2 separate regions of the Homo sapiens genome follow, and region 1 is linked to region 2. Evidence: read pairs that join two places in POLR2A ChIA-PET (ENCODE). Cell type or tissue: OCI-LY7. All regions are shown on one strand. Each heading gives the region's core, and the rest is flanking DNA. Links, peaks and the distances in the headings are about the cores only.

Region 1 (6,697 bases), core at 2,132-6,131, 93 kb after region 2:
GCGCCACTGCACTCCAGCCTGGGTAACAGAGCAAGACTCCGTCTCAAAAAAAAAAAAAAAAATTTGTAGGCTGGATGTAGTGGCTCACACCTGTAATCTCAGCATTTTGGGAGCCTGAAGTGGGAGGATAGTTTGAGTTTAGGAGTTCAAGAACACCCTGGGCAATATAGTGAGACCTTGTTTCTGCAAAAATTAAAAAATTGGCTGGGCGTGGTGGCGCATGCCTTTAGTCCCAGCTACTCAGGAGGCTGAGGTAGAAGGGTCACTTGAGACCAGGAGGTCAAGGCTGCAGTGAGCTGTGGTCACGTTACCGTACTCCAGCCTGGGTGACAGGGTGAGACCGTGTCTCAAAACAAAACAAAACAAAACAAAAAAAACCAAAAAAACAAACCAAAACCAAAACCAAACTTTAACATGTTCTATTATTTTATATATAATAAATCTATTTTATCTATTATTTTACATATGCCACAAAGCAAGATATTTATAGCAAAATAAAATGAAATATCTTAAAACATGTAGCTACTATGACTTTAAATGATCTATTGGTAAGATCATTTACTCTGCAATGTGAATGCCATTAAAGATAAGTTTTAGGCCAGTGTGGTGGCTCATGTCTGTAATCCCAGCACTTTGGGAGGCTGAGGTGGGTGAATCACCTGAGGCTAGGAGTTCTAGGCCAGCCTGGCCAACATGGCGAAACCCAGTCTTTACTAAAAATACAAAATTTAGCTGGGCACAGTGGCAGGAGCCTGTAGTCCCAGCTACTCGGGAGGCTGAGGCAGGAGAATTGCTTGGACCCAGGAAGCAGAGCTTGCAGTGAGCCAAGATCATGCCATTGCAGTCCAGCCTGGGCAACAGAGTGAGAGTCCATCTCAAAAAAAAAAAAAAAAGATAGTTTCATTTTCTTTGACAGTAAACATATCAGGCTTGGTAACATCTAGAAACTAAAGCAATGCAAATTAGAATTAAGAGGATCTTACCTTTACAAGGCTCAAATACTCAACTATCCCAGAACGTACTGCAGAAGACAGTTTTCTAACTGATTCATCACAGACCCAACAATGAACACCTCTCCTTCCAGAATATACCCAGAGACGATGCTTAAATCCAAAGTCCTCTGAGGAAGAGAGAAATAATAGGTTTTAAAACAAATCTATAAACTCCTTAATTAATGTATATTAAATTACTTGTTGTTTCCTGTGCTCCCCATGTTCTTGCTTCATCTCTTTACCCATCCTGGTCTCTCTGCTGGGAATTTCTTTCTTTTTTAAAAAACTATTTTATTAGGCCAGGTGTGGTAGCTCACGCCTGTAATCCCAGCACTCTGGGAGGCCGAGGTGGGCAGATCACGAGGTCAGGAGTTCGAGACCAGCCTGACCAACATGGTGAAACGCTGCCTCTACTAAAAATACAAAAATTAACTGGGCGTGGTGGCGTGCGCCTGTAGTCCCAGCTACTCAGGAGGCTGAGGCAGGAGAATCACTTGAACCCAGGAGGCAGAGGTTGCAGTGAGCCGACATTGTACCACTGCACTCCAGCCTGGCTGACAGAGTGAGACTCGTCACACACACACACACACACACACACACACACACACACACACACACACACAAATTAATGAGATTTGATCACAAAATACAGAGACTAATAGTTAATAGTAGTCAGAGGAAAACCGATTCTTACACTTGACCCCATTCAGAAACTGCTGATACTTGCCCTTCAATGCTCTGTCAATGATGCGTATGGCCATTGTCATGAGGGTCCAGCACTTAGGACATATGTCTGCAGAACTAAAGCAGAGTCATCATTACTCATTGTCAGTGATACCACCCACCCTAACAGCAAGACACACAGTGCTCACCTACAACATCTCCTCACATCGTCATAGTCTGTCATGTCAATGTCAAATACCAGTTCTTTTTCCTGAGCCTGGAAAGCTCCCAGCTTCACTGTATTGTGTTGATTGGGCTACAGATACAAAATATTGATCAGTTTCTATAAGAGCTGCCACACTGCTAAATCTGCTTATTTTCTACACATATGGAAAAAGTTGCCAAACAGAAATAAAGAGACTATATAATGCCAACTTTATGACAGTGAAAGTTCATTATTTTGGATCTTACACATACACTATTGATGAGAGTCTTAACTTTCACCAACTTAAAGCAGGGTTTAATGAATACATATCCATCATAAATGTTTGTTGGTCAATAAGGATAATAATAAAGCTGTTTTTAGTTTTCTGACAAGGGAACGTATACAAATAATGGCCTATTGCAAGGTGTTTTAAGAACCTTTACTTGTTACCATACATAGAAGTATTTAAAAATTTTTCAATAATTCAAAAAGATCTCCCCAATTAGTTTGAATTGAGACTTTATTATAAAGAGGCTATGAGAAGCTGGGCACAGTGGCTCATGCCTGTAATCCCAGCACTTTGAGAGGCTGAGGCGGGCAGATCACTTGAGGTCAGGAGTTTGAAACCAGCCTGGCCAATATGGTGAAACTGTCTCCCTACTAAAGATACAAAAAATAGCCGGGTGTGATGGCATATGCCTGTAGTCCCAGCTACTTGGGAAGCTGAAGCAGGAGTATCATTGAACCCGGGAGGTGGAAGTTGCTGTGAGTCAAGATCACGCCACTGCACTCCAGCCTGGGTGACAGAGCGAGACTCTGTCTCAAAAAAAAGAACCTGAGAGGTTAATTCCACCATAAGTTTTTATAACTGTAAGTCAGAAGGGAGTGATTACTGAGGAGATTCATAAAACTAAATCTTAGGCTGTCAGTAAGGAAAGATAAGAGGCGCAACCCAATTTATACCTCAGAACCCCCAAAAGGCTCAGGGATAGGTGATACCAGGTATTGTTGGAATGAGTAAGTGCGTGTTTAGTGAAGCTGAGATGAAAAACAGGAAGATTTTTCAAGGCCACCCTTGACTGAAGGAAAAAAAAAAGGAGGATTGGTTCAAAGCATAGTTAAGAAGCAGTTAGCTACCCAGATTCGTACACTTAGCTTGCAGAGCTAGGTGACTGCTCTTTCATTTCCCTGGCAGAAGACACCTGAATTATTTTCCAGAGAGCATAAAACAGAAGGTCCCTGGACTTGGACAACAAGTACAATTGAAGAGTGTGTTGTATTGATATTACAAATTGATATTAGGGGAATAATTAGACATTTATATGTGGAATGTTAAGACCCAGCCCTTTCCACCCACTTCTGTACTCTTCCACTACCAACTCAGGCAGGAAGCTAGAAGATTTCTCTCTAAATAATCTGAACAGGGCTGGGCGCAGTGGCTCACGACTGTAATCTCAGCACTTTGGGAGGCTGAGGCGGGCAGATCACGAGGTCAGGAGATCGAGACCAACCTGGCTAACATGGTGAAACCCCGTCTCTACTAAAAATACAAAAAATTAGCCAGGCGTGGTGGCACACACCTGTAATCCCAGCTACTCGGGAGGGTGAGGCAGGAGAATCGCTTGAACCCGGGAGGCGGAGGCTGCAGTGAGCCGAGATCATGCCACTGCACTCCAGCCTGGATGACAGAGCGAGACTCTGTCTCAAAAAAAAAAAAAAAAGCTTTAGCTAAAAGAAAGTGGTTGCTTCTGGGTCTGGGTGTGGTAGCTCATGCTTGTAATCCCAGCATTTTGGGAGGCCAAGGCGGGTGGATCACTTGAGGTCAGGAGTTCGTGACCAGCCTGGCCAACATGGCAAAACCCCGTCTCTACTAAAAAACACAAAAATTAGACAAGTGTGGTGGTATGCGCCTATAATCCCAGCTACCCGGGAAGCTGAGGTGGGAGAATCACTTGAAACCGGGAGGCAGAAATTGCAGTGAGCTGAGACTAGCCACTGCACTCCAGCCTGGGCAAGAGAGCTAGACTTGTCTCAACAAAAGAAAGAAAGAAAGTAGTTGCTTCTGGGTAGCAAAAAATGAGGGGGAAGGGTAGCAGAATTTTTTTTAGACAGGGTCTCACTCTGTCGCCCAGGCTGGAGTGCAGTGGCGTGATCTTGACCCACTGCAACCTCCACCTACCGGGTTCAAGCAATTCTCCTGCCTCAGCCTCCTGAGTAGCTGGGACTGTAGGCATGTGCCACCGTGCCCGGCTGTTTTTGTATTTTTTGGTAGAGACAGAGTTTTACCATGTTGGCCAGGCTGGTCTTGAACTCCTGACCTCAAGTTATCTGCTCGCCTCAGCCTCTCAAAGTGCTAGAGTTACAGGTGTGAACCACCGGCCCAGCCTGGTAGCAGATTTTTTAAAAGCCGAATAGAAGTACTTGATTTTGTAAACCATGTGCATACATAACTGACAAAAATCACAAAACAAAACACAAAAAGTAAATAAAGGTCTATAGATGCTTCTGTCTTGGCCCAAGAAAAAAATGAGACGTTTTCTCCCTTTAGAAATTAAGGAGAAGGAAGTAGAGAGTGGCACCCTAACCCTTCTTAGAAGTTCATTTTCAGTTTTATTCTCAACCTATAAAGGGGAAGTAAAACAACTCCAAAGTATTTTTTTCTGCCTGCCTTTTATTACCTCTTCTCCCCTTACTTTGATGATGAGAGACGGGTCTGGGATTTAGAGTCAGAAACCCTGGGTTTAAGTGCCAGCTCTATCATTTAGAAATTGTGTGTGAGCTTGTGCAAACTATTCAAGTTCTCTGGGCCTGTTTCCTCCTTTGTAAAAAGAATGAGGATTGATACAAGTAACAAGTTATATAACATGAAAAACTCCACATAAAAGCTATTATGCTATGTATGTATTCCCTCCACCCACCAGTGTATATATTTGAGAAGGGGAAGAAGGGCAATTTTGGTTTGTTCATTCACTCAACAAATATTTATAGTGTACTGTCTCTTGCCAGGCACTCTTCTAGGGTACTTAGAATATACCAGTGGCAGGGGGTGGGAGGAGTGGCAGGTTTTAGTAGACCTCACTGAGAAGGTGCTATTTGAGCAAAGATTTGAAGGAGGTGAGGGGATGAACCAAGTATAGAAATGGGTTTTAGGCAGTGGAAACAGCTTGAGCAAGGGTCAGTGTGGCAGGAATGAATGAGGGGGAGAGAAGGACTTTTAGTCAGTGAAATGAGCAGCCACCAGAGAATGTTTTCAGCAGAGGAATCACAGATTCTGAGTTGTTTTAAAAGGATTACTCTAGCTTCTGTATTGACAATGGACTCTAGATTCTACAAAGGCAAACTGTTAGGAGGTTTTTACAGTAATTCAGATGAGATGATAATGTTGGTAGCACTGGTAGTAGTGGCTGGATTTTAGATACACTTATGGTAGAGCCAAAGGGATTTCCTAATAGAATGGGTATGGGAATGTGAGAAAGAGAGGAATCAAGAATAACTCCAGGGGTATGAAGGAAAAAGAATATAAATGTTTATTATGACTGAACTGTACACTTAAACGTGGTAAAGATAATAAGTTTTATATGTATATTTGACCTCAATAAAAATAAACAATTAAAAGAAAAAAAGAATAACTTCCATGGTGGAAGAGAATGTAATTCTCTTTTATTTCCCTCTTTTTTTTTTTTTTTGAGGCCAAGTCTCGCTCTGTCGCCCAGACTGGAGTGCAATGGCGCGATCTTGGCTCACTGCAACCTCCACCTCCCGGGTTCAAGCGATTCTCCTGCCTCAGCCTCCTCAGTAGCTGGGATTACAGGCGCGTACCACCACGCCCGGCTAATTATTTCCCTTTCCTAAATCATGTCGACTTCCTCTTCCTAGTAGCTAGATACTCAATTTTTTTTGTCCTAGTAAAAATGCAACCAATTCACTCCCAAATGATTTCATCAGTAATGCAGAACGTCAAAGAACAAAAAAGGATTAATCACTTGCCAAACAATTAAAAAGTGGCTTTTCATCTAGAATAAACTCTAAAAATTTAATCTCAAAACGCAAGAGGAATCAACCCATTCTTGGTTTACAAAATAAAACAACAAAATATATTAAAAAAAGATTTCTTACTCTGTGAGAATATACTGCGCCTATATCAATCTTGTATGGATTCATTTTCTGCATCTCCTTTTCCAGATCACTCTGGTTGTTGAAGGATTGGTAGCGAATGTAAATATCATCTTTCAATGTGAATGAAAATTCACGGTGTTGAAAGTAATTCTTTATCACTGCAAAATAAATGTACATTTTAAAGTTAATTTGCTACTTTATTTGGCTCAGGGCATTATAATTTTAGCCAATGAGAAGTTTTTTTTTTCGGTGAGGGAATCTTGCTTGCTTCCTGCTCTGTCGCCCAGACTGGAGTGCAGTGGCTCGATAAAGGCTCACTGCAACCTCCGCCTCCCGGGTTCAAGGGATCCTACCACCTCAGCCTCCCGAGGCTGTAGCTGGGACTACAGGCATGCGACCCACCATGCCCAGATAATTTTTGTATTTTTTGTAGAAACGGGGTTTCACCATGTTGGCCAGGCTGGTCTCGAATTCCTGACCTCAGGTAATCCGTCCTCCTCGGCTTTCCAAAGTGCTGGGATTATAGGCGTAAGCCACGGCACTCGGCCCGAGAAGATGTTTTTAATGAGCCCCCTATGCTCAACACCGTGGTAGATGTAAAAGAAAAACAAAACAAAATCCACATGACCTAGTCCCTAATTTGAAAGCAGTTACCATTCCGTATTTGCTAGGGAACGGTACAAAAGATGAAACAGATGCATAAATATTTTAAATATGTAAT
Region 2 (8,447 bases), core at 2,133-6,132:
GGAGGGGAGGGGGAGGGGAGGGGGAGAGGGAGAGGGAGAGGGACGGAACCTGAAGTTCTAGAGTGATGCAGGAGTTACCCCTGCAAGGATGGTTATGTAAAAATGTCAAAAATAAATGGAACCTGAATGGAAAAAAAAAAAAAAAGTACAAGTTATTTTTCACAGGGGAATAGGAACCACACAGACCCACCCAATCTGGTTTCTTATCTGAAGTTAATTCCAAATGACTGTGCTCTGTAATTTAAAATTCATCTTGAAGTGAAAATTACATTTTCCACCAAATCCTTTCATTACTGCTATCCACATTGGTCATACCCCCACATCCTTCCAGTACTCTGGTAATTGGTGGAATGTGTTTTTTTGGTCTCTACTACATTTCTTGACAATCATCCCGGATTATTTCAAATTCCACGAAAAGAACCCATTCAATGCCCTGGCTTCAGAGATCCTCAACCACTTCAATTCCAATTAGTTTTTCACATTCCCATTTCACATAAGCAGCCTACTTCCACAGCCATTCCCAAGTTGAAATATTCTCTTTCAGAAATCCAATATTCCTTTCTTAGGTCACAATTTGGAAGCACTATTTATTACACAAGTAACATATGAACATATTCTAGGTGTACAGGATGAGTTCTTTCACCATTACTTCCAAAACTTCCACTGTCCTTCCCAAAAATGACCATTGAAAAAACTTTTTGCATACATTCCACTCACTTTCTGTTTCATATACATATAATGCAGGGTTCCCCAGTGCCTGGGCCACAGACCAGTACCCGTCCATGGCCTGTTAGGAACCAGGCCACACAGCAGGAGGAGAGTTGTGGTCGAGTGACCAAAGCTTCATCTGTATTTACAGCTTCTCCCCACTGCTCACGTTACCACCTGAATTCTGCCTCCTGTCAGATCAGTGATGGCATTAGATTCTCATAAAAATGGAAACCCTATTGTTGCGGGAAGTCAGGGACCCCAAACGGAGGGACCGGCTGAAGCCACAGCAGAACATAAATTGTGAAGATTTCATGGACATTTATTAGTTCCCCAAATTAATACTTTTATAATTTCTTACGCCTGTTTTTACTGCAATCTCTGAACAGAAATTGTGAAGATTTCATGTACATTTATCACTTCCCCAATCAATACTCTTATAATTTCCTATGCCTGTCTTTAATCTCTTAATCCCGTCATCTTCATAAGCTGAGGATGTATGTTGCCTCAGGATCCTGTGATAATTGCATTATCTGCACAGATTGTTTGTAGAGCATGTGTGTTTGAACAATATGAAATCTGGACATCCAAAAGGAACAGGATGGCTGCGATTTTCAGGGAACAAGGGAGATAACCATTGGGCCTGACTGCCTGTGGGGCCGGACAGAACAGAGTCATGTTTCTCTTCTTACAAAAGCGAATAGGAGTAATACCGCTGAGTTATTTTTCTCAGCAAGGAACAGCCCTGAGAAAGAGAATGCATTCCCAGGGGGAGGTCTCTAAAATGGCCGCTCTGGGAGTGTGTGTCTTATATGGTTATAGATAAGGGATGAAATAAGCCCTGGTCTCCTGTAGCACCCCCAGGCTTATTAGGATTAGGAAATTCCTGCCTAGTAAATTTTAGTCAGATCGGTTGTCTGCTCTCAAACCCTGTCTCCTGATAAGATGTTATCAATGACAATGTGTGCCCAGTGGGACATGAAACTTCATCAGCAATTCTAATTTTGCCCTGGTCCTGTGACCTCACTCTGCCCCTATTTGCCTTGTGATATTTTATTGCTCTTGAAGCATGTGATCTCTGTGACCCACACCCTATTCGTACACCCCTCCCCTTTTGAAATCCATAATAAAAACTTGCTGGTTTTGCAACTCAGGGGGCATCACGGATCCTGCTGACATGTGATGTCTCCCCCGGACACCCAGCTTTAAAATTGCTCTCTTTTGTACTCTTTCCCTTTATTTCTCAGACCGGCTGACACTTAGGGAAAATAGAAAAGAACCTATGTTGAAATATTAGGGGCTGGTTCCCCTGATACCCTATTGTTGTTTTTTGTTTTGTTTTTTGTTTTTTTTTTTTGAGACAGAGTCTCGCTCTGTCGCCCAGGCTGGAGTGCAGTGGCATGGTCTCAGCTCTCTGCAAGCTCTGCCTCCTGAGTTCATGCCATTCTCCTGCCTCAGCCTCTGGAGTAGCTGGAACTACAGGCACCCGCCACCACGCCTGGCTAATTTTTTTGTATTTTTTTTTAGTACAGACAGGGTTTCACCATGTTAGCCAGGATGGTCTCGATCTCCTCACCTTGTGATCCACCCGCCTCAGCCTCCCAAAGTGCTGGGATTACAGGCGTGAGTCACCGTGCCCTGCCGGAAACCCTATTGTTAACCGAGCAAGCAAGGGATCTAGGTTGCACACTCCTTATGAGAATCTAATGCCTGATGATCTGACACTGTCTCTCATCACCCTAAGATGGGACTGTCTAGTTGCAGGAAAACAAGCTCAAGGCTCCCACTGATTCTACATTATGGTCAGTTGTATAATTATTTCATGAACCATATCCCCCACCCCCATCCATGGAAAAATTGTCTTCCACAAAACCGGTCCCTGGTGACAAAAAGGTTGCTCACTGCAACCTCCACCTCCCAGGTTCAAGCAATTCTCCTGCCTCAGCCTCCCAAATAGCTGGGATTACAGGCACATGCCACCAGGCCCAGCTAATTTTTGTATTTTTAGTAGAGACGGGGGTTTCACCATGTTGGCCAGGCTGGTCTCGAACTCCTGACCTCATGATCCGCCTGTCTCAGCCTCCCAAAGTGCTGGGATTACAGGCATGAACCACCGTGCCTGACCCTAGTACTCCTTTAATACATATTCCTAAACATGTTGGCTTAAAATATGCTCACTTAAATAAGATTCTGCCAAATTGCCTTCGCAAACCATCTTGCTAATTTACCAGGTTCCCAGCATCTTTGCCAAAACTTTATTTTTAAAGGTGGCTAATATAATGAAATTATTGACTTAATTAACTTTTTTTGAGACGGAGTCTTGATCTGTCACCCAGGCTGGAGTGCAGTGGTGCGATCTTGGCTCACTGAAACCTCTGCCTCCTAGGTTCAAGTGATTCTCCTGCCTCAGCCTCATGAGTAGCTGGGACTACAGGCTCCCGCCACAATGCCTGGCTAATTTTTTTGTATTTTTAGTAGAGAAGGGGTTTCACCATATTGGCCAGGCTGGTCTTGAACTCCCGACCTCAGATGATCTGCCTGCCTTGGCCTCCCAAAGTGCTGGGATTACAGGCATGAGCCACTTTTTTTTTTTTTTTTTAGACAGGGTCTTGCTCTGTCTCCCAGGCTGCAGTACAGTGGAGTGATTACGGCTCACTGCAGCCTTCGCCTCCTGGGTTCAAGTAGTTCTTGAACTAGAACCTCCCAGGCTCAAGTAATCCTCCCACCTCTGCCTCCCGAGTAGCTGGGACCAGTCATATGCACACACCATCAGGCCCTGCTAATTTTTGTAAAGACAGGGTTTTGGCTGGGCATGGTGGCTCACGCCTGTAATTCCAGCACTTTGGGAGGCTGAGGTGGGCGGATCACAAGGTCAAGAGATCGAGACCATCCTGACAAACATGGTGAAACCCCGTCTCTACTAAAAATACAAAAAATTAGCTGGGCATGGTGGTGTGTGCCTGTAGTCCCAGCTACTTGGGAGGCTGAGGCAGGAGAATCGCTTGAAACCACCATAAGGTGGAGGTTGCAGTGAGCCAAGATCATGTCACTGCACTCCAGCCTGGGCAATGAGAGCGAAACTCTGTCTCAAAAAAAAAAAAAAAGGGGGGGTTTCAACATATTGCCCATGGCTACCTTCAAGTCTGGTGGTGGGACGGGGGTAGCTCAAGCAATCCATCTTCCTTGGCCTTCCAAAGTGTTGAGATGACAGGCATGAGCCACCACGCTCAGCTCTAATGGCTAGTAAGATGGAATATTTTCATGTTTGTTGGTCAGTTGTATATCTTCAGTTAATTACTTGTTTCCATCTTTTGTCAATTTTTTCCTTTTGGCTTGTCATGATTAAGTGTTCTTCAAATGCTTTGTTAAGCATGTTGTAAATGTTTTCTTCTAATGTTATCTTTTAATTTAGTGGTATGTTTTGACCTATTATTTATTTATTTTTTATTTTTTTGAGACGGAGTCTCGCTCTGTCACCCAGGCTGGAATGCAGTGGCACTATCTAGGCTCACTGCAAGCTCCACCTCCTGGGTTCACACCATTCTCCGGCCTCAGCCTCCCGAGTAGCTGGGACTACAGGTGCTCGCCACCACGCCCGGCTAATATTTTGTATTTTTAGTAGAGACGGGGTTTCACCATGTTAGCCAGGATGGTCTCGATCTCCTGACCTCGTAACCCACCTGTCTCGGCCTCCCAAAGTTCTGGGATTACAGGCATGAGCCACTGCGCCTGGCCTGTTAATTTTTATTATTATTATTTTTTGAGATGGAGTCTCACTCTGTTGCCCAGGCTGGAGTGCAGAAGCGCAGTTTCGGCTCACCACAACCTCTGCCTCCTGGGTTCAAGCAATTCTCCTGCCTCAGCCTCCCAAGTAGATGGGACTACAGGCATGCAGCACCATGCATGGCTAATTTTTGTATTTTTAGTAGAGACGGGGTTTCACTATGTTGGCCAGGCTGGTCTTGAACTCCTGACCTCGTTATCTGCCCGCCTCGGCCACCCAAAGTGCTGGGATTATAGGCATGAGCCACCTCACCCAGGCTTATTTATTTATTTATTTATTTATTTGTGAGACAATGTCTTGCTCTTTTGCCCAAACTGGAATGCAGTGGTGGGATCTCGGCTCACTGCAATCTCCACCTCCCTGGTTCAAATGATTCTCCTGCCTCAGCCTCCCGAGTAGCTGGGATAACAGGTGCCCACTACCATCCCCGGCTAATTTTTGTATTTTTAGTAGAGATGGGGTTTCATCCTGTTGGGCAGGCTGGTCTCAAACTCCTGACCTCAAGTGATCCACCTGCCTTGGCCTCCCAAAGTGCTGGGATTACAGGCATAAACCACCTCGCCAGGCGACTTTTCTGAGATGGAGTCTCACTCTGTTGTCCAGACTGGAGTATGGTGGCACGATCTCAGATCACTGCAACCTCTACCCTCTGGGTTCACATGATTCTCATGCCTCAGACTCCCGAGTAGCTGGGATTACAGGTTTGTGCCACCATGCCAGGCTAATTTTTTGTTTTTAGTAGAGAGGGGGTTTTACCATATTGTCCAGGCTGGTCTGGAATTCCTGGGCTCTAGCAATCCACCTGCCTTGGCTTCCCAAAGTGCTGGGATTACAGGCGTGAGGTACTGTGCCTGGCACATTGACCTATGTAATTTTTGATGTTAATTTTCTCTGTAGTATCCAAATTTATCATGCTTGGATTTCCCCATATCATCTTAGGCAAGTAAGAATTTGGTTAATGAATCATCAGTGGACCTGAAACCACCTACGTCAGTATCATCAAACTCTGCACTATCTAATATGGTAGTAACTAACCATATAGGATTATTTAAAAATTTTTGTTTTGTTTTTTGAGACAGGGTCTCTGTCACCCAGATTGGAGTTCAGTGGCATGATCTCAGCTCACTACAATCTCTGTCTCCCAGGCTCAAGGATCCTCCCACCTCAGCCTCTAGAGTAGCTGGGATCACAGGCATGCACCACCACACCATGGTTTTTTTTTTTTTTTTTTTTTTGTAGAGATGGGGTTTCACCATATTGCCCAGGCTGGTCTCCCTCCTGAGCTCAGGCCTTGGCTTCCCAAAGAGTTGGGATTACAGGTGTGAGCCATGGTGCCCAAACTGGATTATTTAAATTTAGTAAGATTTAATGTAATGGTTTTTTTTTTTTTTTTGAGACGGAGTCATGCTATGTTGCCCAGGGTGCAGTGGCACGATCTCTTTTCACCAAAACCTCTGCCTGCCGGGTCCAAGCGACTCCTCTGCCTCAGCCTCCCGAGCAGCTGGGACCACAGGTGCACACCACCACGCCCAGCTAATTTTTGTATTTTTAGTAGAGACAGGGTTTTGCCATATTGGCCAGGCTGGTGTCGAACTCCTGACCTCGTGATCTGCCCACCTTGGCCTCCCAAAGTGCTGGGATTATAGGCGTGAGCCACCGCACCTGGCCTGTAATGATTTTTATTTAAAAATCATTTCTTAATTGCACTAGCTTTTCAGGTCCTCAGTAGCTCTATTTGGCTAGTAGTTACCTATCGGACACTGGATATATGGAACATTTCCTTCATCACAAAACATCACACTGCACATGGCTATCTCAGTAGGACCAACCGAATGAGAACCTACGTTTTAGATCCAAAACAGTAATGAGACTTTGGCATACATCAGAATCACCCGGAGAGGCTTGACAGATCACTTGACCCCACCTCCAAAGTTTCTGATTTAGTAGGTCTATTTGGGGGCCAGAATTTGTATTTCTAATGAGTTCCTAGGCAAAACTAATCCTGCTAGTCTGGGGATCACATTTTAGGAATCACTGGTTTCTAGTTATCAATAATATTCCAAATCCCTGGCCCCACATGGACAAGCTTATCTCAGAGATAAGACCTAGGAATCCACATTATCACAAAAAACTCCATGATTTTGATTGTTTGAGAATAGGTTCAAGATGAATCACAGCGCAATAGAAATAGGGAAGTAACTAAAGCTATAAAGGCTAATTAGCTGTGAGGCCAGAGAAGGAACAGTGGTTGAGGGGCAGTTAGACTGCATGACACTTAGTTGTAGTATAAGCAGCTTTGCAGTTCTTTCACTCATGATGATGAGATACATAATGGGAATGGGTTGCTAAGTACTCAACTGAAGGCCATTGGATTTGAGATTAAGAAATTTAGGATTGGGGCTGGGCAGGGTAGCTCACGCCTGTAATCCCAGCACTTTGGGAGGCCAAGGTGGGCAGATCACCTGAGGTCGGGAGTTTGAGACCAGCCCGACCCACACAGAGAAACCCCATCTCTACTAAAAATACAATATTAGCTGGGCTTGGTGGCGCATGCCTATAATCCCAGCTACTTGGGAAGGCTGAGGCAGGAGAATCTCTTGAACCTGGGAGATGGAGGTTGCAGTGAGCTGAGATTACGCCACTGCACTCCAGCCTGGGCAACAAGAGCAAAACTCCGTCTCAAAAAAAAAAAAAAAAAAGAAAAGAAAAGAAATTCAGGATTGGCCTGGCACAATGGCTCAATCCTGTAATCCCAGCACTTTGGGAGGCTGAGGTGGGTGGATCACTTGAGGTCAGGCGTTTGAGACCAGCTTGGCCAACCAGGTGAAACCCCATCTCTACTAAAAATACAAAAATTAGCCAGGAGTGGTGGCACATGGCTGTAATCCCAGCTACTCAGAGAGCTGAGGCAGAAGGATCGCTTGAACCTGGGAAACAGGCTGCAGTGAGCCGAGATCATGCCTCCATGTCAAAAAGTGACTCCGTGTCTAAATAAATAAATAAATAAATAATTTAGGAGTGAGTTCTGGATAAGTTCTTCACATGAACAATGAAATTACCCAGACTGACAATACAACTTGCGAACAAATGATTTGTCACTTTAGACTATCTGGGAAGAGCAAAGCAAGCCTGGCAATATCATTATTTTTTTCTTTTTGAGATGGAGTCTAGTTCTGTCCCGTGGGCTGGAGTGCAGTGGCTTGATCTCAGCTCACTGCAACCTCCACCTCCTGGGTTCAAGCAATTCTCCTGCCTCAGCCTCCTGAGTAGCTGGGATTACAGGCGCATGCCACCATGCCCAGCTAATTTTTGTATTTTTAGTAGAGACAGCATTTCACTGTGTTGGCCAGGCTGGTCTCCAACTCCTAACCTCATGATCTGCCCGCCTCGGCCTCCCAAAGTGCTGGGATTACAAGCGTGAGCCACCGCACCCGGCCAAGCCTGGCAATATCTTAAATGAGTTGTCACCAAGCCTTATTTGACCACCTACATATACCTGGATTCCAGATCCCATTACCATTGCCTAAATTTAGCCCTTCATCTCTTACCACTTGAATTACTGCACAAACTTGTTTCTTTACCTCCAAATCCACCTGCAAAACATTACTCATGCTATGGTATTTCTGAAATGTATTTCACCATACTGTGTTGAGGGAAAGATATTTGGTGGCGATATACGACGCTTTTTACTAGCAGGAATAGACATTCAACATTTAATTGTGGTCAATGTTTAAATGAAACCCACAGATCAGCCTGGCCAACATGGTGAAACCCCATCTCTAGTAAAAATATAAAAATTAGCTGGGCATGGTGGCACACGCCTGTAGTCCCAGCTACTCGGAAGGCTGAGGCAGGAGAATTGCTTGAACCTGGGAATTCAGAGATTGCAGTGAGCCGAAATTGTGCCACTGCACTCCAGCCTCAGCGACAGAGCGAGACTCTGTCTCAAAAAAAC

Evidence for each region. Peaks named below come from ENCODE experiments on the same cell type or tissue, not always from the same donor. Only the 100,000 strongest peaks of a DNase experiment are listed, where the experiment ranks them.
Region 1: POLR2A ChIA-PET joins it to region 2 with 5 read pairs; 8 of 35 experiments call an interaction of 5 or more read pairs at or near these places.

Annotation. Positions count from the first base shown.
Region 1 is chr12:56,745,062-56,751,758 of GRCh38, forward strand. It overlaps PRIM1 (DNA primase subunit 1), which reads right to left. Exons shown (of 13, transcript NM_000946.3): 2 at 5,977-6,134; 3 at 1,865-1,971; 4 at 1,720-1,793; 5 at 984-1,120. Among named protein-coding and RNA genes, the nearest start is that of PRIM1, 3.9 kb to the right of the region's middle. In OCI-LY7, for the core only: no CTCF peak of the experiment used is centred there; DNase peaks (open chromatin) are centred at 4,480 and 4,920; H3K4me3 peaks cover 2,195 bases; H3K27ac peaks cover 2,235 bases.
Region 2 is chr12:56,652,458-56,660,904 of GRCh38, forward strand. No RefSeq gene overlaps it. Among named protein-coding and RNA genes, the nearest start is that of ATP5F1B, 11 kb to the left of the region's middle. RefSeq lists an enhancer at 5,510-5,559 and a silencer at 8,014-8,214. In OCI-LY7, for the core only: no CTCF peak of the experiment used is centred there; no DNase peak of the experiment used is centred there.